Linked DNA regions of Homo sapiens: regions 2, 3, 4 and 5 are each linked to region 1. Evidence: chromatin loops called from intact Hi-C (ENCODE). Cell type or tissue: gastrocnemius medialis. All regions are shown on one strand. Each heading gives the region's core, and the rest is flanking DNA. Links, peaks and the distances in the headings are about the cores only. Region 1 overlaps OSMR-DT (OSMR divergent transcript). Region 2 overlaps EGFLAM (EGF like, fibronectin type III and laminin G domains). Region 3 overlaps LIFR (LIF receptor subunit alpha). Region 4 overlaps LIFR-AS1 (LIFR antisense RNA 1). Region 5 overlaps LIFR (LIF receptor subunit alpha).

Evidence for each region. Hi-C counts contacts between places; a loop is a spot of excess contacts. Peaks named below come from ENCODE experiments on the same cell type or tissue, not always from the same donor. Only the 100,000 strongest peaks of a DNase experiment are listed, where the experiment ranks them.
Region 2: a loop joins it to region 1, with 15 times the contacts of the local background. A loop is called at or near these places in 27 of 110 quality-filtered maps.
Region 3: it touches region 1 in a loop (4-fold over the local background); 50 of 110 quality-filtered maps call a loop at or near these places.
Region 4: a loop joins it to region 1, with 2.9 times the contacts of the local background. A loop is called at or near these places in 48 of 110 quality-filtered maps.
Region 5: a loop joins it to region 1, with 4 times the contacts of the local background. A loop is called at or near these places in 6 of 110 quality-filtered maps.

What each region holds. Positions count from the first base shown.
Region 1 is chr5:38,806,697-38,813,200 of GRCh38, reverse strand. All of the region lies in intron 1 of OSMR-DT (OSMR divergent transcript), which reads left to right. Among named protein-coding and RNA genes, the nearest start is that of OSMR-DT, 36 kb to the left of the region's middle. RefSeq lists an enhancer at 2,126-2,626. In gastrocnemius medialis, for the core only: a CTCF peak has its summit at 3,188; a DNase peak (open chromatin) is centred at 3,240; H3K27ac peaks cover 1,408 bases.
Region 2 is chr5:38,379,884-38,386,387 of GRCh38, reverse strand. The region is part of intron 6 of EGFLAM (EGF like, fibronectin type III and laminin G domains); the gene reads right to left. Among named protein-coding and RNA genes, the nearest start is that of EGFLAM-AS2, 20 kb to the left of the region's middle. RefSeq lists an enhancer at 3,207-3,501. In gastrocnemius medialis, for the core only: a CTCF peak has its summit at 3,390 (motif pointing left); no DNase peak of the experiment used is centred there.
Region 3 is chr5:38,549,386-38,554,385 of GRCh38, reverse strand. The region is part of intron 1 of LIFR (LIF receptor subunit alpha); the gene reads left to right. Among named protein-coding and RNA genes, the nearest start is that of LIFR, 4.8 kb to the left of the region's middle. In gastrocnemius medialis, for the core only: a CTCF peak has its summit at 2,757; no DNase peak of the experiment used is centred there; H3K4me3 peaks cover 1,723 bases; H3K27ac peaks cover 4,242 bases.
Region 4 is chr5:38,670,110-38,676,613 of GRCh38, reverse strand. LIFR-AS1 (LIFR antisense RNA 1) reads right to left here. Exons shown (of 9, transcript NR_103554.1): 9 at 5,398-5,588. Among named protein-coding and RNA genes, the nearest start is that of LINC01265, 47 kb to the left of the region's middle. In gastrocnemius medialis, for the core only: a CTCF peak has its summit at 2,869; a DNase peak (open chromatin) is centred at 5,593; H3K27ac peaks cover 512 bases.
Region 5 is chr5:38,494,868-38,499,867 of GRCh38, reverse strand. LIFR (LIF receptor subunit alpha) reads left to right here. Exons shown (of 20, transcript NM_001127671.2): 12 at 285-355; 13 at 3,273-3,486. Among named protein-coding and RNA genes, the nearest start is that of EGFLAM-AS5, 29 kb to the right of the region's middle. In gastrocnemius medialis, for the core only: no CTCF peak of the experiment used is centred there; no DNase peak of the experiment used is centred there.

The sequences.
Region 1 (6,504 bases), core at 617-5,616:
AAAAAAATTTCTATGCATGTGTGTTATGTTTCTGGATTCTATATTCTGTTGCCCTGGTCCATCTATATGATTTATCCCAATACCACACTATCTTAATTGCTATAGCCCTAGAACAATTGTAATATCTGGAGGACAAGATCTCCTGTAGGGTTCTTCTTTTTGAGTGTCATGTCTTTTCTTGGTCCTTGGCTCTTTCATATTCATTTTGGGATTAGTTGCCAGGGTTCCTGAGAAGCTCATGGAAATTTCTATTAGGATTATATTAAATACATAAAGTCATGTGCCTCCAAGTGTATGTGCTTATATACCTGATAACATTTTGCAGCCAAGTAGATCATATGTAGAACATTATAATTCATCAGATCATTGTGGCATATCAGAGGCAGGGGGTTGGTTTGGCATGGAGTTGCATGAAGTTGGTGCTTCTTTCCCAGCTCCAGTACATCAAAATTTAACAACAATATGGAAAGAGAGTTTATGCTCAAATTGCCATGAACAGAGTTTTCACCTACAAAGGGTTGTTCCAAAATCAGAAGATGTCAGGAATTGCTATTACTATTACATGAGTACAGTGAATTGCTGTTGCAATTCCAGTGAAGTTTGTATTTCTGGTGTGCTTTGTACAAAACATTGCAATCAGACCTGAAAGCAAATGCTATAGAATACAGCAGTCAAAAAAGTCTTTGGTCTTTAGTATGGCTATCCATGTCTTCTTATCCATAAAGAATTTGTAATAATTTTTCAGAACAAAGACTCTTGATCCAATTCAGATGAGAATGTGTGATTATACAAATATGGGTGCAGGATGAACATAAAAAATAGGAAGAATGTAGACTACTCTGCTCTCAGATCAAATTAATATTCCTTTTTTTGCAGTTTAATTAGGCATAAATAAAAAGCCACGTGAAGCCTGGAGATACTGGACATAGCAGATTTGTCAAGCCATTTTTCCCACCACCAGTGCCTGAGCACGACCTCATTTGTCTTGGTCAATGAAGCTCAAGGAAGCATTGCACTTTGGCTTCCGCTTTAAGTTTTGTATGTTGATATGTATCCCATGTCTTCTAACAATAAAGTGCTATTTCACTGACATTAATCACTGTCAAAGGCTTTCTGGTAAATTCTTTAGGCACTCGCCTTGCGGGAAAAGGCATCGGTTTGCCATACCCTAAGAAATGGGCTGTTCATAATGTTGTGTTGTAACTTGATTCTTGTGAGGCATTGGTTGAATAGAATAATAGACCAGAGTCAATGACGATACACAGTGGCTAGCCCTTCAAAGATGGCTCCAAAAATTAATTCTTGTTTTTATTTGCCTACAGTGTCAGTTCAATTGACTAATAATATGACTCTTGGTCATATTAATATGATTAAGAAAAGGTACCACTTTTCAAATAGTCTAGGTGTTTAGTCTAGGTGTTTAATCTAAAATTACATAAGAGTTTCTTGCTGTTTGGGGGTATAGGGTAGCCAGGCAGGATCCTTGCACTTAAGAAACTTAAAATGTAATACATGAAAAAGCAAGTGAACAAAAAAAACCTTGATTATCAATTGGTCAACTGCATTAATTGAGCATCCATTTGAGATAGAGCAGTGGTCTTCAAACTTTTTTGAATGCTTTTCTCCTAAAAGAATTTTTTTTATTATTATTATACTTTAAGCTCTAGGGTACATGTGCACCACATGCAGGTTTGTTACATGTGTATACATGTGCCATGTTGGTGTGCTGCACCTCCTAAAAGAATTTTTAAAAGCTGGACACCTGCTCCTATTTCTGCTGCCAATGTGAAGGTATCAAAAAGAAATTGCCATTGGGGGCTGCTACGCAGGCACAATACGCTATGCTAATTAACGAAGACCGCTTCAGGTAGGATCAAAAAACATGGCTGGTTTATTAGGATGCGAGAAAACTCGGGTTTGTTCCTTTAAATTCTAGAATGATTAAATACTAGTTAACATTTAAATTAAGTGCCTGCATGTGCCAGGTCTTATTGTAAGCACCTTATATGGTTTATGTCATTTAAACGTCACAAAAACCCTATGAATTAGCCTCATTTTATAGAGAACTAAGGTTACTGAAGTTGAAGTAATAGGGAAGCGAGCTCGACCCCAGGCATTTGGCTCCAGAGCCCATATTGACAACCACTGTATTCTCCTAACCCTTTAAAGGCAAAGACTGTCTCTTCTCAGTGCGGTTATCAAAACACTTTTTGCCTGGAACCTAGAGGCATTCTTGAGTCTCTGTTTCCACAAAGATTTGTATGTTTCAGATGGGAAGGGCTGCTCCCATCTGGACGTGGTCTCCAAGGATGTTTTGGGTGTGCTGCATTTTCTTTTCTTTTCTTTTTTTTTTAGACGGAGTCTCACTCTGTTGCCCAGGCTGCAGTGCAGTGGCACGATCTCGGTTCACTGCAATCTCCGCCTCCCGGGTTCAAGCGATTCTCCTGCCTCAGCCTCCTGAGTAGCTGGGATTACAGGCGCCCGCCACCATGCCCGGCTAATTTTTATATGTTTTTCGTAGAGATGGGGTTTCACCATGTTGGCCAGGTTGGTCTCGAACTCCTGACCTCAGGTGATCCGCCCGCCTCGGCCTCCTAAAGTGCTGGGATTACAGGCGTGAGGCACAGTGCCCGGCCGGGTGTGCTGCATTTTCAGCACGTACACCAAGTGTCTCCTCATGGGGCTAATGTGTGGGAGCTGGGAAGCCACAGTTCACTTTCCAGAACCCAAAAGGGGCAAAGTGACATCATAAAATTGTCAGAATGTCCCTTGACACAACCGTACTTGTTTGTCTGCAGCACGGTGTCGAGCCCCTCTTCCCTTCTGGACATGAAGACATTGCCCAGAAGTAACTCTTTAACTTAAGATATCTTTAACGTAAGATAGAATCAAGTTCTTTTTGAAGCAAAAACTGCATAGTCACAGCTGTTACTAGAAAAAAAAAAAAACAACAAGTTCAGAGAATCAAGCACTTGTCCTCGTAGGTTTTGATTACTATTGCCTTTGGGTCAGATTCTCTCATTAGAGTCAAATAAATGTTTTCCATCATGACCAAAAAATGTTTTATACAAATTCCATTTCCCAGAACTCTGTGAATGAAATGGAAACCCCCTTTTCTGGTTGTGGAAAAAAACCAATCCAAAACAAACCCCACAACCTCCCAGCTCCATCTTTCTTAAGTACCCCCTGGTTTTGCTAGGTGGCGCCATAGGCTAATGCATGGGTCTTCCTCGGCTTCCCGGGCGGCCGCCTTCTGTGAGGCAGGAACAAAGGCCTCTGCGGTTCCCTTGGAGTTTAAGATCAGACCAGCCCACAGGAGATGAGATCCATTTGCCAAGACTCGCCTCTGTCGTGTTAGGAGCTGCCCCCTCCCCTCTCCTGATTGATCACAGCTGGTAGTGAGGGGATTCTTGGCCATGTGCTTTAGCCGTTCTTGAGGGAAATTCTGGGGGATCTTAAACTTGATCCTAAATATTGCGTTTCTCTCTATCTAAGTCTCCTAAAAATTGTTCATGTATTTGGGGAGGAAGGCTCACGCTCATACTGAAGAGTGAAAGGAAGGGGACAATAATTCAAAGGCTTGCACCAACTCCCTCCCAATCCCCTGCACAAGGTTAATGTGTGGGGAAATCCCTGTCCTTCCTGAGAGCCCTGATGTTTCCCAGTCTGGCAGGGGCCAGGACAACCTTTCTCCATCCTGCAGGTCACAGAGCCAGCTTGTTGTGGAGGAACAGGAGGCCCTGTTGTAGGAGGGGTGGCACAGGTCCCACAAGCCCTATGGGGTTTGGAGGACACCCAGGCGCCTACTGACTTAGCAAGAGACTCCCCTTTCCCACCCTGCTAGAGGCCTGAAGCTCCAAATTACTGACTTCTTTGCCTTAAAGCATTAGAGACTCCCCGAACACAAATATGACAGAAAAGCTTTACTTGGAAATGTTGGAGGATGAATTGCAAAATGGCACTGCTCGGAGAGATCCCCAGGGAGGAGCTGGTCGTGGACCGGGCGGGGCGGCGAGGGCTGCAGGGAGCAAGAGCAGAACACTGGAGTGGAGGCGACTTCACTGCCTTCGCGCCTCCGGTAGGAACCACGGCTTCCTTCTGCCTGCAGTGTCTGCAGCCTGGGAGTCCCCCAGATCCGTGTGATGGCCAAGGCCGCATGCCCCGGAGAATCTGGATTTCGAATACTGTCCTGATAGCTGCCTAAACACCCACATAGTAGTCCTCCCATGGGTCCTGGTTGGGGTTCAAACACATTCCTACCCTACCCAGCCTTCCCTGAAATCCGCGTCATGCTGAGGGCAGCCCTGACAGTGGCCGCGGGTCCTTGTTGAGGACGCAAGAGGAGGAGGAGCCTCAGCCAGGTGAAAGATCGTCCATATATTCCAAGAAGGAAGCTTCATAAACATGCAAACCTGCACAGCACAGGACACACTAGTAGGAATGCTCTTAACATTGCAAGTCAGAGGACAGATTCCAGAAAATAGAAGGGAGAAAATACATAAGTAATATATAAAAGTCAAAACGGGAAGGAGAAGAGCTTTTAAAAATTGACAAAAAACATATTCATATATAGAGATTATATATTAATGTATATATGAATATATATGACATATATATAGTCACAAGAAGAAAAACACAAAAACTCCAAAATTAGAGCGAGAAGAATCTGGGAATAAAAACATACATATCTATGGATTTTTCATGACTATATTTTGAGTTCACTTCTGATACTCATCCAAAAGATATTTATTTGAGCAATTGTAGGAATGTGTATGATGCCATGTCCATCTCAGTATCTCTGTTTCAACCTTGAGGAATCTATCAGCCCTTCCTGCATTTATCTCTGTCACAGGAACAATGCTTCTTTTGGCAGTAAACATCAGTATACTTAAGTGCCATGAGTCATATTTTCAATTTTTAATTAAATCATGGTCTAGCTAAGGTTTGATTTATTTTGGCCTGAATTAATTTAGACCCTGGTCCACATAAATTTACATAGTTTATTTAATCCAGCTCATGACTGCATAGATTGTAAAATCCCTTAGATAGCTACAGTGTAGATTGTGAAAATCACCCTCTTATCAAGCAAAGAGTGGTAGAATATAATCTCTGGGGGTTGTGGTAACTTCATTCTTAAAACTAGCATCACGAAAGAAATGTGTTGTATTCCTAAATAAAGGCTTTTATGAGATCATCTAAAGATATTGCATCCCATATGTTTTCACTCTAAAAGTTTGAATGATACGGTAAAGCCTCATTAAGTGGTGCCGATGCATGCTTTTTCTTTCTTTCCCAGAATGGTTATAGAAGGTCATAAATCTATATAGTAAGCACCCTGCAAAAAGCTCATCTGCCGCACTCAAATATAGTAAACACTGTTTAAACAGCAGAAGTGTGAGTCATACCGGTATCATTTTCCTAGAATTCTGATAAAAAAGCATCATGGCTAATTAATGTTCCCAAGAAAGGGTCACAGCTTACAGGAAATGAATCGGAAGGTGACAGGAAGAAAGGGTGGGGAGCTCAGAACGCTCTGGCTCAGGATTGTTGGCAAGATCCTTGTTCCTGCAGCCAGGAATTGACAGCAATCATGAGGAAGAGAAGAAATCACGCTGCACATTGAAACTCAGAATTTTTTTTTTGACACGGAGTCTCACACTATCGCCCAAGCTGGAGTGCAGTGGCACGATCTCCACTCACTACAACCTCCGCCTCCTGGGTTCAAGCGATTCTCCTGCATCAGCCTCCCGAGTAGCTGGGATTACAGGCTCCCGCCACCATGCCCGGCTAATTTTTGTATTTTTATTAGAAATGGGGTTTCACCATGTTGGCCAGGCTGGTCTTGAACTCCTGACCTCGTTATCCACCCGCCTTGGCCTCCCAAAGTGCTGGGATTACAGGTGTGAGCCACCACGCCCGGCTGAAACTCAGATTTAACCAGACTGGAAATGCAGGGACAGAGAGACAGAGAGAAGATGGAGAGGAGGGAAGGATGATAGGAGATGATGACCAGAGGGTTGGGGGGTAAAGATTGGGGTTCAGGGGAAAATAGCTGACAGAACAGCATTGAAACCCCCCTCTGCTACTGATTTGGTCTGGGCCCTGCAGTTAAGTTGTTTTTGTGGGTTTGGGGTTTCATGGCACTTCTGAATGTTAAATATGATTGGATGAGCACAGCTGGCAATTCAGCATTCATGACTCAGCTGAACTTGTGACCTATAGCAGGACATCTCGTAACCCTCAGAGGAGAAAGTGAGTCAGATGCATTTTCTGCAAAAACGAAATTTGCCTTGTGGGAAGAAAGAATGCTCCTCATGCATGTGTGTTGGGTGGAGCATAGATGTTTGCCCTGCCTGCCGTCCAGGAGGTGGGGGCTGGGTGGAGGTGGGAGGAGCCGAGACCAGGCCAGCATGGAGGTTCTCAGGCTGCTTTCTTGTCTTCAGCTCATTCTTTATATTGGGTTGCACCCCCTGCATTTCCAAACAAACCATCAGGACACAAGGT
Region 2 (6,504 bases), core at 707-5,706, 430 kb after region 1:
AACTCTGTTTCTACTAAAAATACAAAATTAGCCAGGCGTGGTGGTGTGCACCTGTAATCCCAGCTACTTGGGAGAGGCAGGAGACATTGCTTGAACTCGGGAGGTGGAGGTTGCAGTGAGCCAAGATGGCGCCATTGCACTCCAGCCTGGGCAACAACAACAACAACAAAGTATTTGTGAAATGAATGGCTGATCCTTTTGGTAACTTGCATACCTAATACACCCTTACTTTATTCAGTATCCTTACATATAGTCATGCATCACATAGTGACATTCTGGTCAATGATGGAACCCATGTACAATGGTAGGCCCGTAAGATTATAATACCATAGTTTGACTGTACCTTTTCCATGTGTAATTGTACAAACACTTACCACTGCTTACATTTGCTTGTGGTATTCAGTACTATAACATTCTGTTCAGGTTTGTAGCCCAGGAGCAATAAGCTATACCATAGATCCTAGGCGTGCTGTAGGCTATACCGTCTAGGTTTGTCTAAGTACAACTCTAGGATGTTCGCACAACAAGGAAATCACCTAATGGTGCATTTCTCAGAATGTATCCCTGTTGTTAAGCAACGCATTACTGTATTTAGTTCAGTATTACAGATTTTAAGCCCATTAGTGAATTATAAAAATAATTCAATGGGACATGACCACACTTTAAAAATTGGAACTGAAGGGTATGAGAAAATACAAAGTCCTGCATTTAGCAATGGTGAGTACTGTGAGTGTCTGTGACACATTTGCACATATGCACATGTACTTCTATACAATTGACCCTCCACATCAGTATCAGTGGGTTCTGCAGCTGCAGATTCAACTAACCCACATCCAAAATATTTGGAAAAAAATATGGATGGTTATGTCTATACTAAACATGTACAGGCTTTATTTTATTGTCATTATTCCCTAAACAATACAGTATATAAATGATTTACATAGCATTTGCATTGTATTAGGTATTATAAGTAATCTAGAGATAAATATTTAAAGGATACAGGAGAGTGTACACAGGTTATATGAAAATACTACTCTATTTTATATAAGAGACTTGAGCATCTTTGGATGTTGGTGTTTGTTGGCGGTGGCGGGGGCGGGGGGGGGGGGTGGGTGGGAAACAGTCCTTGAATCAATTCTCCATGAATACAGAGAAATGACTGTTTATGTTTGTGTGTACTAGGTTGCAATGTAAATTGCATACACTTATTATAAGTGGTAGTCCAAAAAAGTTTGATAAATAGTTGTTTTTTTAAATGTCAGTTAATTTCCCAGCTGATTGCCACTTTACTTTGAACAGGGGTTAGGTTTTTAACTTTGATTTTGTTCTATAGCAGGGTTCCTCAACTTCAGTACTATTGACATTTAGAGCTAGATAATTCTCCATTGTAGGGGGCTGTTCTGTGCATTGCAAGGTATTCATATTTAGCAACATCTCTAGTCTCTACTGACTAAATGCCAGTAGCACTTTCCCCCCAGTTGTGACAGCCAAAAATGTCTCCAGGCATTGCCAAATATTCTTTGGGGACCAAAATCACCCCCAGTTGAAATCTACCACTCTATTGTGCCCCCAAATACTTTTGAGCATTTGGGGGCACAATAGAGTAGTAACAGACATGAAGCAAAGAGCCTGTGGGAGCCAAGTGCAGTAGAATGAGCCTGGGATACAGATCCCCAAACTTTCTTAACCTCTGTTGGGTTTACAGCCAGGTCCCTATGGGCCACTCTGTCACTGCACAGACTGCCTTCAGTCTAACCGCAGGATTTTCCCACATGTGGCTGGGACATGCAGCAGGACACAGCAGGTGTTCCCGGTCAGAAAGTGTTCCTGAGACACTAAGAAAGGCAAAGGCATCCCAGTACTTCTGGCTTATATAAGGAAATAGCTCAGGGAACTGATGTAGAAACTCCCCACTTGGGAGCATGGGAGCAACACTCACACTGCTCTCAAGAGGAACCAACAGAATATGGGTGAGAATGGAGCGGTGTAACCACGCATGTAAGTGGGGTCTCTGCAACAGAGAAGAGGACAGGAAGCGCAAGGATCACTGGCTAGAGAGTCCCAGATGACTGTAAGACCTTCAGAGAGTCACATAATCTGGTGGTGTCAGTTCCTTATCCGAAAATTGTGGAAGTCTGGCTAGGTTCTTCAATGACTCGCCAGTTTCAAAATTCTATGATTTCCATTTGGCACTCTACCTCTTTTTTCTTTTCATGTCTGTTCTCCTTAAAGCAATATAAAATTGCCTCCTTATTCCTTCTCCTTCCTCTCCAGTGAGCTCCACCACTGCAGCCACAGCAATCCTGCTTAAAATATAAGTCAGGCCATGTCATTTTGCTGCTCAAAATTTCAATATCTTGGCCTTTAACTTTGAATAAGATTCAAAGTCTTCATCAGGACCTATAAGATTTGACACGCTCTGACCCCTGGCAAACTTTCTGACCTCACTTCCTATCATTTTTCTCACTCACCACATTCCCACCACGTGGGCCTCTTTCTGTGAGCTTCCAGTGTCCTGTGGGCTGTCACCCCAGGACCTCTGCATTTGTCACTCCCTCCACGTGGAGGGATTCTGCTCAAATCTCTCTTTGAGAGAAGCCTTCCCTGATAGCCTATCCCAAGCAGCAGCTCCCACCATCCTCTACACCCTCTTAGCCCTTCACTTTTCCTCTTGACACTTATCATTACTGATGATATTATTTATGTAATATAATGTGATACAGACTTATTTCACAGACTCTCCCACAGATATACCTCATGAGGGCGGAGACACTATTGATCTTGTTTACTGCTAAAACCCCAGCATCCAGAAATTACCTGGGCATAAACAGACATCAAATACACATTTTGGAAACTGTGTGAATAAGTGCTTAAACAAGCAAAATAATCAATGTAGAGTCAGAAATTAGGTTCTTTACTTTCTTGAACATCACCCAAACAGTTTTCAGGGGTAATGTTAAAAAAAAAAAAAAAGGCCTGACAAATTTGTTTGTAGCCTTTCTCATCACCCACTCCTCTAATTTTCATTGTTGTAATTCTTTCTGAATTTGCCAGCTTTTTATTTCATTTTATTTTGGAAAGAAATGTATGTACCAGTTGTTTGCATCATTTTGACACAGCATTGTAAATAAAATGTTATAAACGCCAAAGAACGCTGAAGAAATATCTGTTTTTGTTTGTGGACGTTTGGTTGCACCAGAAAAAAATCTAAAATTAGTTGCCTTCTCCCATGTTGGTTGGGACTTTGAACCATAGAAGGTGCCCTCTATCTGACGCAATCTAATGGAGCTGCTCTCAAGGTCAACCACTTCAGGTGACTCCAGACTGAGTCGCAAGGGCTCGTCCGGCTCTGTAAGTGTGGGAACTACTGCCATCTGCTGGATGACTGTTGATACTTCCTCCTGAGCAGCTGTGGCTGGCATGCCCCTGCACTCCCTAAGGATCCTGTGATCAACATCAGTGATGGGAGATACATTCCACTGGGCCAAAATGGAGACACAATCACATTTTAAAATATGGTAGATGCTGGGATTAGAGTTCAAAAGCAGCACTAATCTATGTTCTAAGACAGGCCTCTTGGCTCCTCATATCAGTGGGAATAAGAAGCTGGTACCACCAAAAATTTCCAATTGGGGCTCAGATTTAGAGATAGATCCTTACAGCAGCTGACTTATTTTTCCTTTTGAAAAAACATTTTTATCTCAAAAGGTATATATGAATATTATGTGTTAATAAGAGATTAGTGCAACATAGGCTATTGGTTAAATTTGTGAAATAGCAGATAAGAGACTTGGGTTCAGAATACCATCCACTTGCTGATCAGCTGTGCATGTCAGTCTATCCAACTAGAAACTAATGGAGAAATAATGGTGCTGGCCCACTCTGCTTCAAAAAGATACCAGAAGGGAAGATGAACTTGGACAACCAAAAGACAAGTAAGGTTACCATCAAGAGGCCCAGCTTTGTTTACACCAGTGAAGCAATCCAAATGTCCATCAATGAGGAATTAGTTCAATAAATGTGGCACACCTTTATAATGGAATACATTGTTATTAAATTTTGTGATGTATACCTACATTCATTTGCATTTATATATGTATAAAGTATTTTGTTGTACAGAAAAAGTGTATGTACTATGATTTCATCATTGGATTAAAAAAAATTCTGGAAGATATTATCTGCCAAAATATTAATAGTGGCTATACCTAGATGCTGAGTTTAGAGATAATTTTCATTTTGACCTTTTAATATTTTTTATGTTGCCTGAATTTTTTTCACTAACAATAAGCATTATAGAGCACAATATTCTTTTCTATTTGGCGATAACACAAATACTATTTCTGTTTTGCAATTACTGCAATGGTTTCTCTAACGTCATCTCCTTCGACTTTTCTGCCCCAGAACTCCCTTCTCCAGCTACACTGACCTTCTTGTTCTTCTCTGAACACGCTTGAGGAATCGAATCTTTAGACAAAAGGAATCTCACTAATTTTAGGAATCAAGTGGCAGATCCTGGACCAAAACCCAGTTTGGCGATTACCTTTTCAGACTTGATTCCTAAATTCCTCTGTCCTTCTCCACCCTGCCCTGTGCCCTGGGAAGCTGACCTGCCTGGCTTCCACTTGTGTGCTGCCCATTAGGAAGCACCAACAAGAAAGAAGAGAGAGGAAAAAGAGTCAGAGTGTTCCCCTAAATTTTACCCTATGAGGTTATCATGGGACACATGTCTGAAGGTCATAGCTCTTGCTGGATGGCCCTCCCTTTCCATCTGGATACTGGTCCCAATTAGCACATGACTAAGCTGTTGCAAACAGTCCCCTCATTAAACTTGTTTCAAATCATCCAAGTACTTATGCCTCTATTTCGTGCCAGGAGCCTGATGACTACTGAGATCCCTAGAAAAGTCATCTTTTCTCCTGCAGTTGCTTCTCATTTATATTTGTACATAAGTGTTTCGTATTCGGTTGCATTATCAGATGAGATCCATCAAACTCAGCCAGCATGCACCGCGTCCCTCCTATGTGTCTGTGTTAAGCTGATTTCACAGACCTCCTCTCTTTGTGCTGAACAACAACTGTGGCCCTACTCCCATCAAAGAACTGAAACGATTCAAGAATTTAGATGCTAAGAAATGATCCCAATGAAGAACTATATAAAAGCAAGAAATGCTCCAAAGGAAAGAACAGAAAAGATTAGCCATGACATTATGATGAATGTGAAGGAAAGAGAACAAAATGGATAATTAAGTAAATAAAAGGAAACAAAGTGAAAATGGGTAAGATAATTGTGTGTGGATATGTATGTGGATATCACCTCAATATATTAATGTTTAAAAATCCATTGAGTGGAATAAACAGTATATAGTTGCACATTCTGAGGCCATGAAATATCAGCCGACCGACTGAGCAGATGCTCCAGTTGAAATCAGAGCATCGTGAGTTCCTTTCCTTTGAAAATTTATATTTCCTTATCATTTGCTTTAGTCTCTCTTCTCTACCTAGCCAGAGGGGGTAAAATATTGGTGTCCTGATTATTAGTAAATGTATGATAATGTAAGATGCACAAAGGCCTCAGAAGAGCAATTAATAGGTATTTAAACAGCAAAGTGAATCATTCCCTGTAGAGCCAATAAAGTTGTGCAAATGAATGTTGCTCAGATTTACATGCATGGAGTCATCAGCAAATCAATAGAGCGATTGCCATGGAGGACACCCTGAATGTAAAATTACATCTGAAGTTATATTCACGCTCAAATGCAAACTGAAAATGCAGGTTTGTCTAGGCTATGAGTAAAACAAATTATTTATCGCTCCTACTGTTCCCTTTTTCATCTCACGTTCTAAAGATTTACAAATCCATGAAGCTCACTGACTCATTGGCCTTTCCCATGCTCCTGGAATAATGCCTAGCAAAGGAACCTCTTCCTCAGTTTGCTTTTTGTCTTTCTCCAATGTCACCAGCACAAACCTGTTCCAAAGCAGTTGGATTGCAGGCTCTCCAGGTCTCTTCTTTAAGAACATGTATGTGAAAATTAAATCACAGACAGCTCTATCAAGGGAACAAGTTCATTAGTATGTGCTAATTGATTCCTTAAAAGCTTGACAAAATTGCTATCTAAAAGGGGATTTACCAAATTTCCTGACAAATTTCTTGAAAATTTAAGGAAAAATGCCCAAACAGTATAGTACAGAGGTCAGCAAACTGTGGCCCGTGGGCCAAATCCAGCCTGCTGTAACAATGGTTTTTACATTTTTAGGGGCTGGGGAAAAAGTTTAAGAATAATAATTTCTTGTGACACATAAAACTTAAATTCAAATCTCAGTGTGCATAAATAGTTTTATTGGAATACAGCCATGTATAATTATTTACTGTATGACTGCTTTCCTGCTATGACAACAAAGTTGGCCTAAAAATCCTAAAATATTTACTATCTTGCCCTTTATAGAAAAATTTGCTGACCATTGTCTCAGTAAATGGTTATTTTTGGGAAGACTAAAAGCAAAC
Region 3 (5,000 bases), core at 1-5,000, 260 kb after region 1:
AGGCAGTAGTCATTTGTTTCTTTATATCACCTTCCAGGAAATAAGTGTGCCTTCTCCCCAGCATACACTGTTTGCTTCTATATAACTTCACAGTAATCCATAAGAGTCTTTGGCATCTTTGCTGTGAAGTGGGAGCCATGATGGTCAGTAACTAAAGTCATTATTCCTTGGGTAACAACTTGGCTCTTTGTTTTAACAAAAGAAAAGAAGGAACAGATACACATTTTAAAGAATAATCTGAGGAAAAATTCTTAAGTGTTTAAATATTTTTGAACGTAGAGAGGCAGCTTGTACCTTTGATTAAATTGAAGATGAGGGTAGTTTATGTTTCATAAAATTCGGTTGCCATTAGGCACTCAAATCCCTGCCTTCTGTAGATTATCACCAGTATCTTATATTTTAATGTTAGTATAATATGGTTACAGATTTTACAGTTTATGATGGGGTTAATAACTTTTAAGGGGATGGATGCTTTTAAAACATACTTAGCTCTTGCTTTTCTTTAAAACAAAAAAATTGGGGTCTCGTCAGCATGCTCTTGAAAAAGAATAAATTGTAAAAGTAATGCTAATGCTAGAAATTGAGCCTAATACATTATAAAGCTTGAACATTAGCCAATGTTGAGCTTCAGTATTTTCATTATGCTTATTTTTGAGGGCTTTTAGGACTAGTGTAAGCTATCATAATCTTTTAAAATATATACATACATATAATATATATATATATATATATATATATATATATATATATATATATATATATAGTTTAAATGGTCCAAACTCCTCTTAGAATTTAAGGCATTCTCTTGCCTTTTATTTGGTACTGTTGTGATACAAAACTGCTAACGTTGTCTGTATTTTTTCTGAAATAGGTGTTTATTGGGCATCTGTTAATATTCCAGACAACTTTCTAGGGACTAAATTATGGCACTGCACAGGACAGACAGACCCTGCTATAATCTCAGCGAAGGAGATGGATAAGAAGCAAAGATACAATAAGTGATGGTGACTAGATAGTGCTAAGTGCTGTGAAAGAAAGCAATCAGGGTTGCATGGCAGAATGGGACAGGATGTGGGCTGCTGTTTTACATCAAGTGGCCTGAGAAGCCTCTCTGGGGTGGAGGGGTCTGAGCTGAGAGTTGAATGAGGGGGAAGAAGCCTATGATTTTGGAGATCTGAAAGAAGAGTGGCTTAGGCAGAGGGAAGGGCAAGTGCAAAGGCCCTGGAGCAGGACTGAGCCTTGCATACCTGAGGGACAGAGGACCACCTCTGTGGCTGGAGTTGGTGAAAGGAAAGGAGAGAGCTGCAGGCAGAAGAAGAGTGGGCTGGGGTTGGTGCCCATATGTGTTGCATGTCAAGAAATGTTTACAGACGTGGGAAAGATGTGAGTGGTGGAGTTCCTCTATAGGCTGGAAGCTCCAGGGGGCTAGCAACACATCTGCTTGTTACCCATTGCATTTGCAGCACCAGGAACCACCTTCATCACATAGTGGGCTATGAATAGTTATTGAGTAAATGAATAATTAGAGAATTTACGAAATAATCTTACCTGCTTTTGGTCAAAATACTTAGATTCGGGAGTCTTTTAGTTTTCCAGCTTGGCTCTGGCCTTTGACATCAGCCAATCGGTTATACTGTTATCACTTTTCTTTCAAATTATCACTTTTGTCAAACTGTTGCTTTAAGTCAATTACACTTGACTGCTCTTCCATGAAATTCAAGTGTAAAACCTTAAAAACAAACCTTTTCAGTAAATTATAGTGATTTATGAGAGATTTTCAGAAAGGTGAGCATTTTTATCTTTTATTTCCGTGGAATAGCCATTTGTATAAGTGTAAGAGTTCAAAGATGCCTTTTGTGTGTGGGTGTGTGTATTGAATGTTTTAATTCTTTGGGCCAGATGACAGACTAATGAGTAGATAAAATATATGTAGGTACTTTTATTCTCACAGGAGGAATGTGTGCCTGCCCTATAGGGAATATCAATAATTTGTGGCATTTCCTTTTCCCAACTTCTAATCTGTCATTCTAAATATTAATTGAAAACTTGGGAAATGAGTTTTATGCCAAGCAATTGTTATAGATGTCTAATAAGAATCTACATCTTTCTCCTGTGACTTTTGGACTCCTGTTCCATATTAGAAGTGTTGTGATCTTCCAGAATGATGGTTTTTAACTTTTTTATTTCCTATCTTAATCAATTAATAACTTAGCATAATAAGCAGTTTCTACTTAAGACAATTTTATTTCCAACTGTTTCTCTTAAGTTCTGTGCAAATTATATGTAAAGGAGGGTTCTTTAGGTCCTCAGTCTTCAGTAAAGAAGCCTGTGTCCTTTTGTCCTGATATAGTAAAAGCTCTTCAGTAAAAGAGTAGAAACACCTACCAGTTGGGGTAAATTTAGAGGCTTAGATGCCCGAGTTAAAGTACTTTTACCAATTCCTTTACCTTTCCTTTTGTGAAATATGGGAATTGCAAATTTGTCTTACGTTGTCTAAAATGACAACACATGCATTCTTATAGGATGTTGCTGCTGGTACTGCTCAGGTGAGCAAAGATATGTGTTTGGGAGATACTATTCTATGCTTTCATGTTGGAAGTTGAGGAAAAACTTCTGGTAGGTGGATTTTTTCTATACTTTTGCACAGAGGTGAAAATCTTGGCTTCCAATCATTCTTCTGGTTTGTAAGGCAGATACAGAGAAAGAATTGGAATCATTGTTTATATGCTATATTACTAAGCGGCAGTATCCTTAGAGGCCACAAGGCGGTGATATCACTACCTAAAGTGTATGTGTGGTGCTCTTCCAGAGAATGCCTTGGAATACTGAGGCCTCTTGCAATACCTTCTTTTAACTTCTCCCCAAAGTGGGCTTCTCCAAAGACACCTTGAATCCGAGGACTGTTGAATTGTGGAACATCTGGTGGAAAATAGCAAGAGGTGACAGAAATGCTAATGGGGCAGTGAGATGTAGACTTCAGGCAGAATTGTTGTACCTGTCGAGTTGGAGGTAAGGTGAGTGGGAGAGAGATGAGAATCGCCACCAGGACTTTAGGCTGCAGCCCCTGAGGACACCCGAGTGCCACAGTAAGCACTAAGGCGCCTGCTGCATGGGGACAGGATGCCAACTGTTTCCATGCAACGGGCCTGGAGACCCATAGCCCTGCCATGCTTCATGCCTTAGTGTTTATAATGCAGTACAAAGGTGAAGGAGGCAAGACCATTGCAAAAACATCTCCATAGAAACAGTTAAAGTTAGGAGCATACATTTTCTTCTTGCTGGAACTTCATCATGACTACATTTATTCCTTGAAGTTGCCTGGATCACCACAATTTTACTGTAAATGTAAAATTGTTCTTTTGGGAGAGTCTGATTTTGTGGAAAAACTATTTAGAGCTTAAAATGCATAGCTCTTATGAATAATAGAAAATTAAGCACTTAAACAAAAATCAAGTAAAGTAGATAACTTGATTGAAAGCTGGAAGGCCCTTCAGATCCATCTGGTCAGCTTCTTAAGATAAAGAAACTTAGACCCAGAGGTGGTGTTATAATTTGCCGAAGAATCCAGGAGTCCTGATTGGCAGTGTAACCATGATCTTCGGACTCTTTAAGTGCAGGGTTCTCAACTCCTCTCTAGAACCAACAGCTCCTCAAGGGCAGGAACTTTTGCGAGATTTACCACCGTGTCCCTAGCATTAGAACAGTGCCTAGTCTATAGTAGACGTTCACATATTTGTTGAATAAGTGATTATCTAAAGGAATTTTAAGAACTTCAGATTGCCATGTTAGCTATAAGACAGTACTTATACAATCTGAAAGAATATACAGTTTTATGAGTTTCTTGTTAGAAAAATAGAGCATGTTGCTATTAAAACCCAAACTCTTAAGCCAGACAGGCAAACGAAGGTGCAGTGTTTTACATCTTAGCTTGGTACCTTTCAAAGTCTGTTATCACTGGATTTTCTAAAGCCATTCTGTTAAGTTCAGCCTACTGGTATCTGGTATCATTAAGTTTTATATTTTGTATTTGAAAACAGATGCTTTAAAATCTAGCATTTATTGTTTGAATTTTTCCCTGTTTTTTTTTCAGTTGTGCTTTATCAATAGCTCAGCTATTTTAAAAATTTATGGCCATATGGGGATATGATTGTTTAAAACCAAATCTAATCAACTGGAGGATTTTGGAAATTGTCACTTTCAAATGCTGTTGGTGGGTGTTTCAATTGTTATAACTTTACAGGAGGGCAATTTTGTATTACTCATCAGAAGCCTCAAAAATGTGCCCCGTCCCTTAGTCAGGCATGTTCACCGCTAGCAATGTAAACAAAGGAGAAACGATAAAGTATGTGTACAGTGACCAGTCTTTAGCAGTGGTTATAGTGCATTTGTGCACCATACTCCTGTCGATACCTTTCTCCTCGCAGTGATTCTTAAGAAGCCTACTTACTGGGATGTACCAAAATCTGGAGGGAGGTCCTCTGAAATTTGGAAAAAACTCACTTCCAGATTCTAGTGACCACCACAAAAAAAATACATTTAAAAAAACCCTCCTCTAATTTGCAAAAATAATTTTTGTAAGTTTTTTTTTGTGTGTGGAAACGGAGTCTCGCTGTGTTGCCCTGGCTGGCGTGCAGTGGCGCAGTCTCAGCTCACTGCAAGCTCCGCCTCCTGGGTTCACACCATTCTCCTGCCTCAGCCTCCCAAGTAGCTGGGATTATGGGCACCCGCTACCACGCCCGGCTAATTTTTTGTATTTTTAGTAGAGATGCGTTTCACCGTGTTAGCCAGGATGGTCTCGATCTCCTGACCTCGTGATCCGCCTGCCTCGGCCTCCCAAAGTGCTGGGATTACAGGCGTTAGCCACTGTAACCAGCCTGTAAGTTTGTTTATAATAGTTATAAACTAGAAACACCTTAAATGCTCAATAATAGGGGGACTCATTAAATGAATTGTGGTGCATACATGTGATAGAATACCCTTTCTTTAACAGTGATGTAGGG
Region 4 (6,504 bases), core at 793-5,792, 140 kb after region 1:
CTGGATACTGAGCACCTATCTGAACCAGAGACTTTGTGGGGACCTACAAAGGTCACCCTTTTAATTTACCCATCAGATCTGGAAGGTGAGGGCATTATTTACCAGTAAAGAAACTAAGGCTTAACAAGTTAAGCAACTATCCTAAGGAAGACACCTTCTCTTTGACTGGATCCTAATGAATGGGCTAATTCATTTCTGAAGAAGTGGAACAGAGGTTTCAGAACAGAGACAGAGATCAGCTGGAAGGGTTTCTCAACACACATTTTGTTTCTTTTCCTTACTTTGCTTTATCTTTCTTAGCCCTCAGGTGGGCAGAATTGAGTCAACTCTTCTTTTCATGACTCATTATCGACACTCGTCTATGTAAAGCCCCTCATATTATTTTCACATTTTTCCTCTTCATCTCCTGTATCACAACCCTCCTGCTATGTGCATTCACTATAGTGTATTTACTCTATGTCTTTGCAATCCACTTTCCCCGTGTTTATTTAGACAAATATGCCCTTGAAAAATAATGTTATTTAGTGTCAGTGGTTTTCATTTACATAAATGCTATGAAGCTTCTAATCTCATCCTTTTTTTCTTTTTGCACTCAACAGTGTATTTTGAGATCCCATCCGTGTTGCTCTGTGTAAATAAATCTTGTTCATTATGTGTGATGAACTCATAGTATTCCATACGTCATATCACATATTTTCCTTATCAATTTCCCTCATCAACAGACATGTAGATTGCCTTCAGATCGTTGTTACCACAAACAGTCTGGGATGTGCATCTTCTAATATGTCTTTGTACCCGCTGATATTCAATTTATTTGAATTGTATGCCCAGGAATTGGATTGTTGGCTCACAGTGTGTATGCAGTCATAATTTCACCAAGTTTTGCCAGGTTGCTTTCTAGAAAAGCTGCACCTCTTTAAGCTTCCCCTAGTCATGTATGAGGTTTACAACTCCCTGTATCCTCACTAGCACTTGTTATGGTCTGACTTTCTAATTTTTACCAATCTCTACATTTTAAATGGTGTATCATTTTTTATTTCATTTGTATTTATCTGGTTGCCAGTGAAGTAGAACATTCTTCATATAATTTTTAGCCATGTGGTTTTCTTCCTTTGATTGGCCTAGCCATACCTTTGCCCGTTTTTTTATTCTTGCTGTTTCCTAACTTTGCTGGTTTGCAGAATTATGACTTTCTAATTTGCCTGATTACCTCATAGGGTGAATTTTTCTCCCCAAATTCCTGCTTTGAACTTCACTTTCAATATTGACTTAACTGCATTAACAAACGTTTCTTATATTTTAACTATATACTTTATATAGATATAAATTTTAAAACAATTATTTTTCTGCTGTAGTTGGCAATAGCTTCTTTTAGTCTGCCATTTCTGTTTTATTGATAAAAATTTCCTTCATTTGTAATATATCCTAATATCTAATATATCTTCTTTTTTGGTTTTGCTTTAACTCTTTGAAAATATTTCTTTTTTCCACATAAATTTCAGAATCAGTTTTCCATGTTAAAAATCCTTCTGGGATTTTAATTGTAATTACATTGAATTTAGAGATTAAGAAAAATTAATTACAAGGTTAAAGCAAGCTGTTAATATGGTATTTAGAGTTCCGTTTATTTAGGTTTTCTGGTATGTGCTTTCATAATTTTAAATTTTTTCTCTGTAAACATCCTGTGTTTTCTTTGGTTAATCTCTACATACTTTATAGTTTTTGTTGCTACTGTGAATGATATCTTGTATTGTATTTTATATTAAATTATTGTTTTTTATGGGAACACAGAGTTTTGTATATTGTTTTAAAATCTAACAAATTTGCTGAACTCCCTTATTAATTTTAATATTTTACTGATATTCTCAGGTTTCCCATGCATCTGATCTCCATCTGGTATTGTAGCTATAAATAATAACAATTTGGTTTTCTTCTCTCCTCTTTTTAATGCATTGATCAGGGCTTTCTGTATTTTGTTGGTGTGGCAATGACACCAAGCTATACATGTCTTATTCCTAACTATAAAGGAAATTGCATCTAAAATCTTAAAATTAAATTTGATGATTGTGTTAGATCATTTCTACCACTTAGGATTTTCACTTTCATGGTAAGTGAAAATGATCAATGAACAATTTTTTCTTCTTGTACTGGATTTGGTATCAAGACCATACAAGCCTCACAAAATGAGGTATACTTTCTCCTTTTTATTTTTAATTAGTGCAACAATTTGTGTAAGACAGGGAGAAGCATTATAAAAACAGCCATTCTCTCTCTTTCCCCCACATGAATAAATGGCAACCAGCTATCAGGCAAAAAAAAATTGACTCCTCTTTTCCCCATTCATATTCTATTTCTGAGCAAAGCCCACTGTCTCTGCCTTCACAATACTTCTCAAATCCAGCCAAGTACATCTCTCTACCACTACTTCCACCCTCATCTAAGCCACCATCATATCTGAATGATTCCATGACTTCATACCTAGATTTCCTGTTTTTGGTTTTAGCTCCTCATAGTTTATTCTCAATAGTAAAGCACAAATAGTACATACTAATGTAGTCCCAATTTAAAGCACGAATCAGGTGACGTGACTCATGTTGCCTCCTATTCATTTCCTTGGTGAGGGAGAGATTCCGGCTTTAGGGTTATGGGCATGGCTAATGGTATACACATGGCATCCAACACTGGACAGATGAGGTTGACACAATTGATTAGTCATTTCTACTCACAGTCTAGGAGAGGAGAACACTGCATGCCACGCCTGGCCACACAGGGGTTGCACTTGAGAACAGAGTAGACCATCAGGTGCTGTAGAAGGCAGGCTCTGCAGTAGCAAGAGGGTGTAGTGCCCCCTGGTTCCCACAGGAGGATGTGATTTGTTGGCTGAATAATTCCATAAGCTAGCAAGGAACTGAAACCCACTTCTCAGAGAGAAGCGGTAACCGCACCTGGTCCATTTGATAAGAGTGTTGTATGCATGGGGAGGACATTTGGGAGGGTAATTTGTAATTAGGCCATCTGAGGCCCTACTTTTCCCAAATGTTGAGGCAGCACATAATACTGGGGCTTAATTTCAAACCTTACACCACAGATTCCCTGGTCAAAACTTTCCAGTGGCAACTACAAGGTTCTTCATGGTCTAAAAACTGGTTACCTCTCTGGCCTGATTTTCTATCCTTCCTATGCCCCAAATACTCCACTCTCCAGTCACAGCAACCTGCTTGTTCTCACTCAAACACATCAAACAGGTTTTCAACTCAGGCCTTAAGCTCTTGCTTTTTCCTCTACCTTGAGCCCTCTTCCCCCAAATATCTCCATGGTGTATTTTCTCACTTTCTGCAGATCTCTCCTCACTCCCTCAAAAGATAATAAGTGATATTATTTTGCATCCTTACAAACTTTATTTTAATGGGATATTGCTGTACGTTGCTTTTCTTTTTTATTATTATGTTTTTTAAAGTCATCTAGATTGCTACCTTGAGCTGTGTTTAATTAATTTTGTCTACCATGTGTATTCCATTGTATCACTACAAGAACATTTATTCATTTCATCCCCTATGGATGAACATTTACATTGTTTTCAAGTTTCTTCCATTAAAACAATGCTTCAATGAATAGCCTCCCAGGCCTCTTTGTGAATACATAAGAGATTTTTCTCTAGGGTATATAAAAATATGTGGAATTGCTGATCAAAGAGTTCCAGAGACTTGCTGGGAGTTGACCTCCGTGGTGGTGCTGAGAGTCCTATGTGGTCTTCCTCCCGCTGAATAAAACAGAAAATACTGGAAGATCTGAGAGACCCTGACACCTAAAAGAGATAGGGTCATAAGTAAGTGCAAACAGTTGTCTCCATGATTCACAGGAGGAACTTCTACTCTCTGTGAGAGGAGTCCCTCCTTCTGGTACTATAGCCAAAGGCCACCCTTAGTGAAGCACTATGGGAATGAACTCTGGCAAGATGCTGCCACTGGCATGAAGCAGCTGCTATAACAGAATGTGAAGCTGGGAGGTCTTAACTCTTAGATATACTGTATTTTCTCCCTCAGGCTTGCATGAGTCACTGTTTACCTACAGAGAAGAAAGAGCACTGGTCTTTGTCAATAGCCCTCACTGAGTTGAGAGATAACAGTTTCCCCATGGGAATCCTTGGTATGGATTAGATGCCTAGAAACTATGGAAAGAAACTCAAAACAGCTTCAGAGCTCCTGAATTAGAGCCCAGCTTTCAGATTCCTGTGAAGAGTGTGGCCAGGAAAAGACGGCTGTGGGGACGTGTGCATCTATTTACTCTTTCCCTTCTCTTATCTTTATTTTGTATCTTCTCTCCCTTTCTTCCTCCTCTTCTCTCTTTCTTTCTCACTTTCTTGGTCCCCCTTGTGGGGGATTTCACCACCAATTGGATTTCATGACTCCACTTTGCCTCTCTAGTGTTCATGTTTTGAAACCAAAGGAAGTCGGTGGAAGAAATGTTTAATATTTTCCAAAACCATTAAAATTCAGAAGAAATTCACGCACACTGAGCTAACCCCTCCCTAGCTCTTGGCCTCTGGCTCGTCTGTGAGAGCCATGTTCTTGGTATAGATCTCTTTCGTGCATTGTAGGAGTCAGTTCCCCTCCAGGATGTTATCATAGAGAACTCTGGGTCCCAAGAACCTCACAGAGACCCAGGAAGATGGCTATCATGGCCTGGTTTTGATCTCAGAAAAAAGACTGGCTAAACATTTCTCCATATACAGCACCACAATACATGTACATCGATTTCCTTCAGAAACAGGAGCCTGATGCCACATGGAGTAAGAGAGAAAATGTTACATTGAAAGTGAGGAGACTTGAGTTCTGGTTCTACCTCTGCCACTATCTAGTTGGTGACTGGGCCAATTACATAGCCCTCTAGGCTTTAATTACCTCATTAAAACATGAGGGCTTTGGTGTAAAAGACCTATTCCAAGCCGGGTGTTGTGGCTCACACCTGTAATCCCAGCCCTTTGGGAGGCTGAGGCAAGCAGATCATGAGGTCAAGAGATTGAGATCATCCTGGCCAACATGGTGAAACCCTGTCTCTACTAAAGATACAAAAAAAATTAGCTGGGCATGGTGGCGTGTGCCTGTAGTCCCAGCTACTCGGTAGGCTGAAGTAGGAGAATCGCTTGAACCCGGGAGGCGGAGGTTGCAGTGAGCCAAGATCGCACCATTGCACACCAGCCTGGTGAAAGAGCGAGACTCTGTCTCCCAAAAAAAAAAAAAAGACCCATTCCCTCAAAACATATTAAGCATCTACTTTCAGCAAGTACTACCCTTCATAGTCAATTTTAGTTCTAAAATGTCTTGATGTTGGAAGGTATTACAAACTGTTTTTCTGTGTCTGAGGTCACTTGAATTATAATCATTTGAGGTCTTTAAGTGAATTTACAGATGCCATGTTACTAAGAGATTGCATGATTTCTCTCCCCTAAACTCATTCCAGGGCTGACTGGAGGATCTCTGCTATTTTCTCATCTTTGCAATTACCACATAGTTGTGGGATGGAACATGTTGTCAGCCTTCTTGGTTGATGTAGCTGCCTGTTCCCTGGCTGTCTTCCCAGGCATGTACCTGTTGGGGACACAACGTCATTGGAGTGAGGGAGTCTTACCATAACCCCTCTATTTCCCAGCCCTCTGCCAGTGACTCATGAGGATCATGTCCCAGGCCCACCATACTGCACCTAGGAGGATAAAATCTACTTCTAAGCTTAACAGTGAGCGGCATTGTTTCAATTAAATATTTCCCACTAAATAAGGACTACAGTCTCCTCCAGCGGTTTCCCAAAGGGCATTTTCCATGAAATTGGAAGGGAACATTCTTTTAAAGAGGCTGGCAAAGGCATTCATCTCATATTAACCATCGTAAGAACAACTTGCTTGTTGAATGTGGCTGCAATATTTATCTTGCCAAAGAGCCAAGTTTCTCATGTTATTTCCCTATCCAAAAACTGCCATCAACCCCCATTGCCTATAGAATTCAAGATGTTTACGTGCCTCTTTTTTCTTTTTTAAGGAAAACCCTCTATTGTCTGGTCCCATCTTACTTCTTCATTATTATTATTTCCCATTGTTCCTGTCTGTATATTTTTTCATCTATTCTCAAATAAACATACCTCTGTCTCTGGGGGAGGGGAGAGGACAAAACTTACCTACTACTGTTGATTACCTACTACTGTTAAGCACTATCATAAATATTTTCACATTTGTTATTTTATAGCTAAAATATTAAGATCCAGAGAGGTTATATACATTGCCCAACTTATCAGTGGGTAAGTTGGAGCTGTTCTCAAGGTCTGTTTGACTTCAAGATCTTAATCGTTCTGCTTTAACACACTGCCTGTAGTCTAGGGATCCTATACTCCAGTCTGCTAACTGCAGGGTTGTTCTGGAAGTCACTCCTGGAAGATGCCCTAGCACTTGCCCCCCCAGCCCTTCCCATTACCTTTGTAAGCAACCCTGCATTAAATTTATTTCTGCTGAAATAA
Region 5 (5,000 bases), core at 1-5,000, 310 kb after region 1:
AGTGTGTGGCCAAGAAAGGAGGGAGTGAGAGGATGTGAGGCAGAGGGGAACCCAGGGAATCAGTACAGCTGGCCTGCAGGTAGATTTTCACCCATTCGAGGGGGCCGTGTGTTTTGCAAAAGTTGTTGAGAGCTTAGATTTTCCATTGCTTCATTTTCTAAGTGGAAGCCACTGAACTGCTTCACGTTTTATTGAGAATTCCAAACATCCTAGAAAAAAAATGCCAAGCACCATATACATATAGTATGTGTCTTCAGATATTAACTTTAAAATCTCCTTTTTAGGTCCTTCAAAGGGGCCTGATACTTGGAGAGAGTGGAGTTCTGATGGAAAAAATTTAATAATCTATTGGAAGGTAAATATCTAATTTTTCTGTGAACATTTACATTACTTTGCTAAACTGCTTAACTTACGCATGGTACTTGGGTTATCAAGGAGCTGAAACTTCCCAGACTGGCTTTTGTTGCAATATTGGTGAGAATCTAACCTGGTTCCTAAACCCCCCAAATTCCTCGTCACTCCTAACTCCCCACAGTCATTTGAGGATCTCCTGTGTCAGATCTGAGCCTTCTCGAGTTTGATCTTATAAGGCCTGTAAAGGACCTGAAGATTTCATGAATTCCATCTCCCTCACTTCAGTCAAAATCTGTAGGTTAGAATCCTAAGTGTTTGTTATATTTTTTTCTATTAATAGGAAAGTAAATTTTTATATACTTCATGTGTAATTTATTTCCCTTCAATAAATTGCATTATAACATGCCAGTTATAAAGTTTTGTATGATTTTGTAAAGTATTTAGATGAAATATGAATTGCATATTTTACTAATTTTTCTCTGCTGGAACATTTTTTGTTGCCATATTTTTAAGTATTTTATGAATATCAAAAACATGAACAATTGTTTTCTATATTAGATTTTACACAAGCAGTCATAATAGGATTCCTTTAAATAGTGAATTTTGTTATGGAAAGTAAAACATAATTTTATTTAAAAAAACTTTTGACGTCGATACAGCTTTGAGTAAAGTGAAGTGTACATGCAGGTTCAATGTGAGTTCCATTGCTTTGAGATTGTATTTGACTGTTACATCCACTCTTGATTAGAAAATCCCCCAGCTACTCTCAGTTGCCTGTCAGATTTCATGATAATATAGCAACGATTATACAATTTACTTCAATATACGAAAGTTTGAAATATTGTTCAAACTAGACGAAAACTTAAGACTAAAAACATTGAAATGATTTAGATTCTAGCTTCATTATCTATGCTGATGGTGCCGCCATTTGCCAAGTCAGAGTGTGTTCGGGTAGAAATTATGTAGTTTTGGTCATAGTGAGTTTTCAAAAGGTATGCCACTGGGATATCATGAGTAGAGTTCAGTAGGCGGTTTGATATATGTAAGGCTCTGGAGCTCAGGGGAGAGGTTGGCACTGAAAACAGCTTTGAGTAGCATATAAATGGGATCACTTGGAGATGCAAGGTGAAAAGTGGGCCAGGGATGGAGCCCAGGTGACAGCAGCATGCATAGAACCAGCAGAGGAGGAGGAACCAGCAGAGGAGATGGGGAAGGTTTAGAGGGGCAGGAACAACGAAGAAAATAGAATTAGAGAAGCTGGGGGAGGAGGACATTTCAAACAGTGTGTGGTCTGGAGTATCCCAAGAAGCCCATAAGTCTTAGGACTAAAGCCTGCCCCTTAGAGCAGGCCATTTGGAGCATCACAGAGACCTCTGCTGGAGCAGAGTGTTTCGCAGTGTTAGATCATCCTCAGTCTTGACCAGAGAGCCCCATACATTGGTGTATAAATTAAGGCAGTTGTTATGAAAAGCAGTTCAGTATAAATGAAGAGGTTTGAATGTTCATTTGTTTTTATACAGTAAGTTCACTTTTAGAAATTCATATTAAAAATTTCTATGAAAAAGAAAAAAAGTGGCACAAAAAAGTTCACCAAAATATTTGTTTTAGTATTGTGAAAAATTAGAAACAACTTAAATTTCATTTATTTAAGGGATATTCAAGTACACTGGTAAAAATGCTACATAAGACATAAAACCATGAAAATGTATATAACTGTATTATGGACAAGCGTATATTAGCATATATTATGGAAAAGTAAAAAGTAAAATGGTGTAATATGATTAAAACAATGTTAGTAAAAAAATCTATACCTAGAAAAACAACTTGAAAGAAATATCAAAATGAAAGAATACTTAAGAGGTGGGAATATGGGAGATTTTTACTTGTTTCAACTTCTATATATTTTCCAAATTTTCTGTAGTGGGCATGTAATACTTTAAAATGAGAAAACAAATGTTTAGAAAAAAACCCATGATGCTATTTTTTAAAATGTTTTGTTTGTTGCTAAGTAGAGCAGTGCTTCTGGATAGTTTTAAAAGTTTTGCTCCTGAAAAATGTGGAGATAAATATTGTTTTTTATTCACTTAATTTTTAAATTTTTGTGTACTCTTACTGCTTATAGCAAGTATAGTTTTTCTTCAGTGTCTCTTTCCTGATTTACCCTGCTCCCAGTGGATTTTAAATCTGTGTTTTACACTGTTGAGAGATTCATTTTTGCTGTTGTTGTTGTTGAGACAGAGTCTCGCTCTTTGAACCAGTCTGGAGTGCAGTGGCACAAACTCAGCTCACTGTGACCTCCACCTGCCAGGTTCAAGTGATTCTCCCGCCTCAGCCTCCTGAGGTGCCACCATGCCTGGCTAATTTTTGTATTTTTAGTAGAGACAGGGTTTCATGTTTGTCATGTTTGGCAGGCTGGTCTCGAACTGCTGACCTCATGATCCGCCTGCCTCGGCCTCCCAAAGTGCTGGGATTATAGGCGCACTTGGCCAGCTTCATCTTTTCTGATACTACCTTGTAACTGGTTGTTTTTTGTTTTTGAGATGGAGTCTCGCTCTGTTGCTCAGACTGGAGTACAGTGGCATGATCTTGGCTCACTGCAACCTTCACCTCCTGGCTTCAAGTGATTGTCCTGCCTCAGCCTCCCAAGTAGCTGGGATTACAGGCGCTCACCACCACACCTGGTTAATTTTAGTATTTTTGGGAGAGACTGGGTTTCACCATGTTGGCCAGGCTGGTCTCGAACTCCTGACTTCAAGTGATCCACCTGCCTCGGCCTAAGTGCTGGAATTATAAGCGTGAGTCACCACGCCTGGCCAACCTTGTTATTGTTAATATAGTGTCCAGTTTAAACCCAATTACCTTGCCTAGTCACAGTCACGTTTTGCAGGGTTTTATAACAATTTGTCTGTTTTTCATAGCCTTTACCCATTAATGAAGCTAATGGAAAAATACTTTCCTACAATGTATCGTGTTCATCAGATGAGGAAACACAGTCCCTTTCTGAAATCCCTGATCCTCAGCACAAAGCAGAGATACGACTTGATAAGAATGACTACATCATCAGCGTAGTGGCTAAAAATTCTGTGGGCTCATCACCACCTTCCAAAATAGCGAGTATGGAAATTCCAAATGGTGAGTGCTTGAGATGATTTAGTATATAAGAACGGGAAACTAAAGTGAGAAATGTCTGATGTTACTTGCTCTTTTGTCATGTCAGCCTTCTTCTCGTATACCTTGTTGCTGCTGACCTAGAAGGCAGAATGAGCAGATTGATGTCTACAGTTCATTGAGAAAGAAGTCATTAGTATTGACTTGAAGCATGTGCACTGATGGATACAATCATTACTGTACTCAGTAACTATAGTGGATAATATTGGAGAGTTACAGTGGTGGATAGTACTTTTAGGAAGAAATATTTTAAGAGTTTATTCAAATGATATTCAGACGCTTCTCCAAGACACTTCCCCAAGACTAGGAAAGTTTATTTTAGGTCAGCTAGGCTGTTTTGCAAATTGTTGGGCAGGAAAAAAAAAAAACGCTTATTTTAATTAGCACCTTTTTTGATAAGAAATTCCTTATTAATAGAAATTCTTTATTGATTAAAAAAAGTCTTCTTAAGGTATAAATTAGATCTTCAATATAGGCCTTAGAAAAACAACTGTGGTGTAGTTTTTAAAATTTAGTGCCTTTCTTTAAATTTTACAGATGTCCAGTGATTAATACATTCTTCCCAGCTTCTGCCTTGACAACTTTGAGAGTTATGAGCTTTAAACGGCCACTTCCACCTCTTCTTCCACAGACCTCTGTGCTCCAGTCATTTTCTGCCTACCCACCTTTGCTCTCTTGCCCCGATATGGGAGCACCTTTCTGTAACCACAGCTCCTAGAGGAAGAAAAATTGGTCCAGTTAGGGTCCTCTAAGTAGCTTTCCAACTCCAGTTTGAGGCTGTTTCTTATTGTTACTTGACTGCATCTTTGTTCTCTTTGAGTCAGTCATAGGAGAATTAGGAGGAAGGAAGGGGGAAAACAAAGTGCATTTCAGAGATACAAACCCCAGGCAGCAGTGCTGCTGGAGATGCACAGGGGTTGTGGCAGGTGCTGGGAGGAGGGGCTTAATAATGGCTTCTTCATTTTGGCCTGGCAAAAATAACAAAATAAAAAATGAAGGAGACAGAGATGTGAACATCCATAAGAAGATAACATACTGATTTAGATTATATGTTTCATTGCACTCACAATGCTAGGCAATAGCTATGTTGTCTTTTAATTCAGGAAACATAATCCTACCTTTTCTGTGTATCCCTTAGAAAATGGTAATTTACAGAACTAGCAATTCTGTCATCAGCTTCCAGACACTTTCTGAAACCCCAGAACAAATCCTCATTCCTTGAGGATTTCCCGAGTGGAGGGAGGCTCTGCAGCCTCAACTCAGGTTTACACTGTGGCTTTTTAATCACGTTGAGCAAAAAAAGCTGTTATGTCCGAAGTGTTCTCTATTCTCAGCCAAATTGTTGTCTTGCGTTTAGTAGTAGTTGCTTTATGAATGTACATTTTGTTCAAAAAACTTGTCTGTGTTTATTTTTACTGAACCCTTAAATATAAATCAGTTATAGCTATTAGTTACTTTCTCCTGTTACAGTGGGTAAT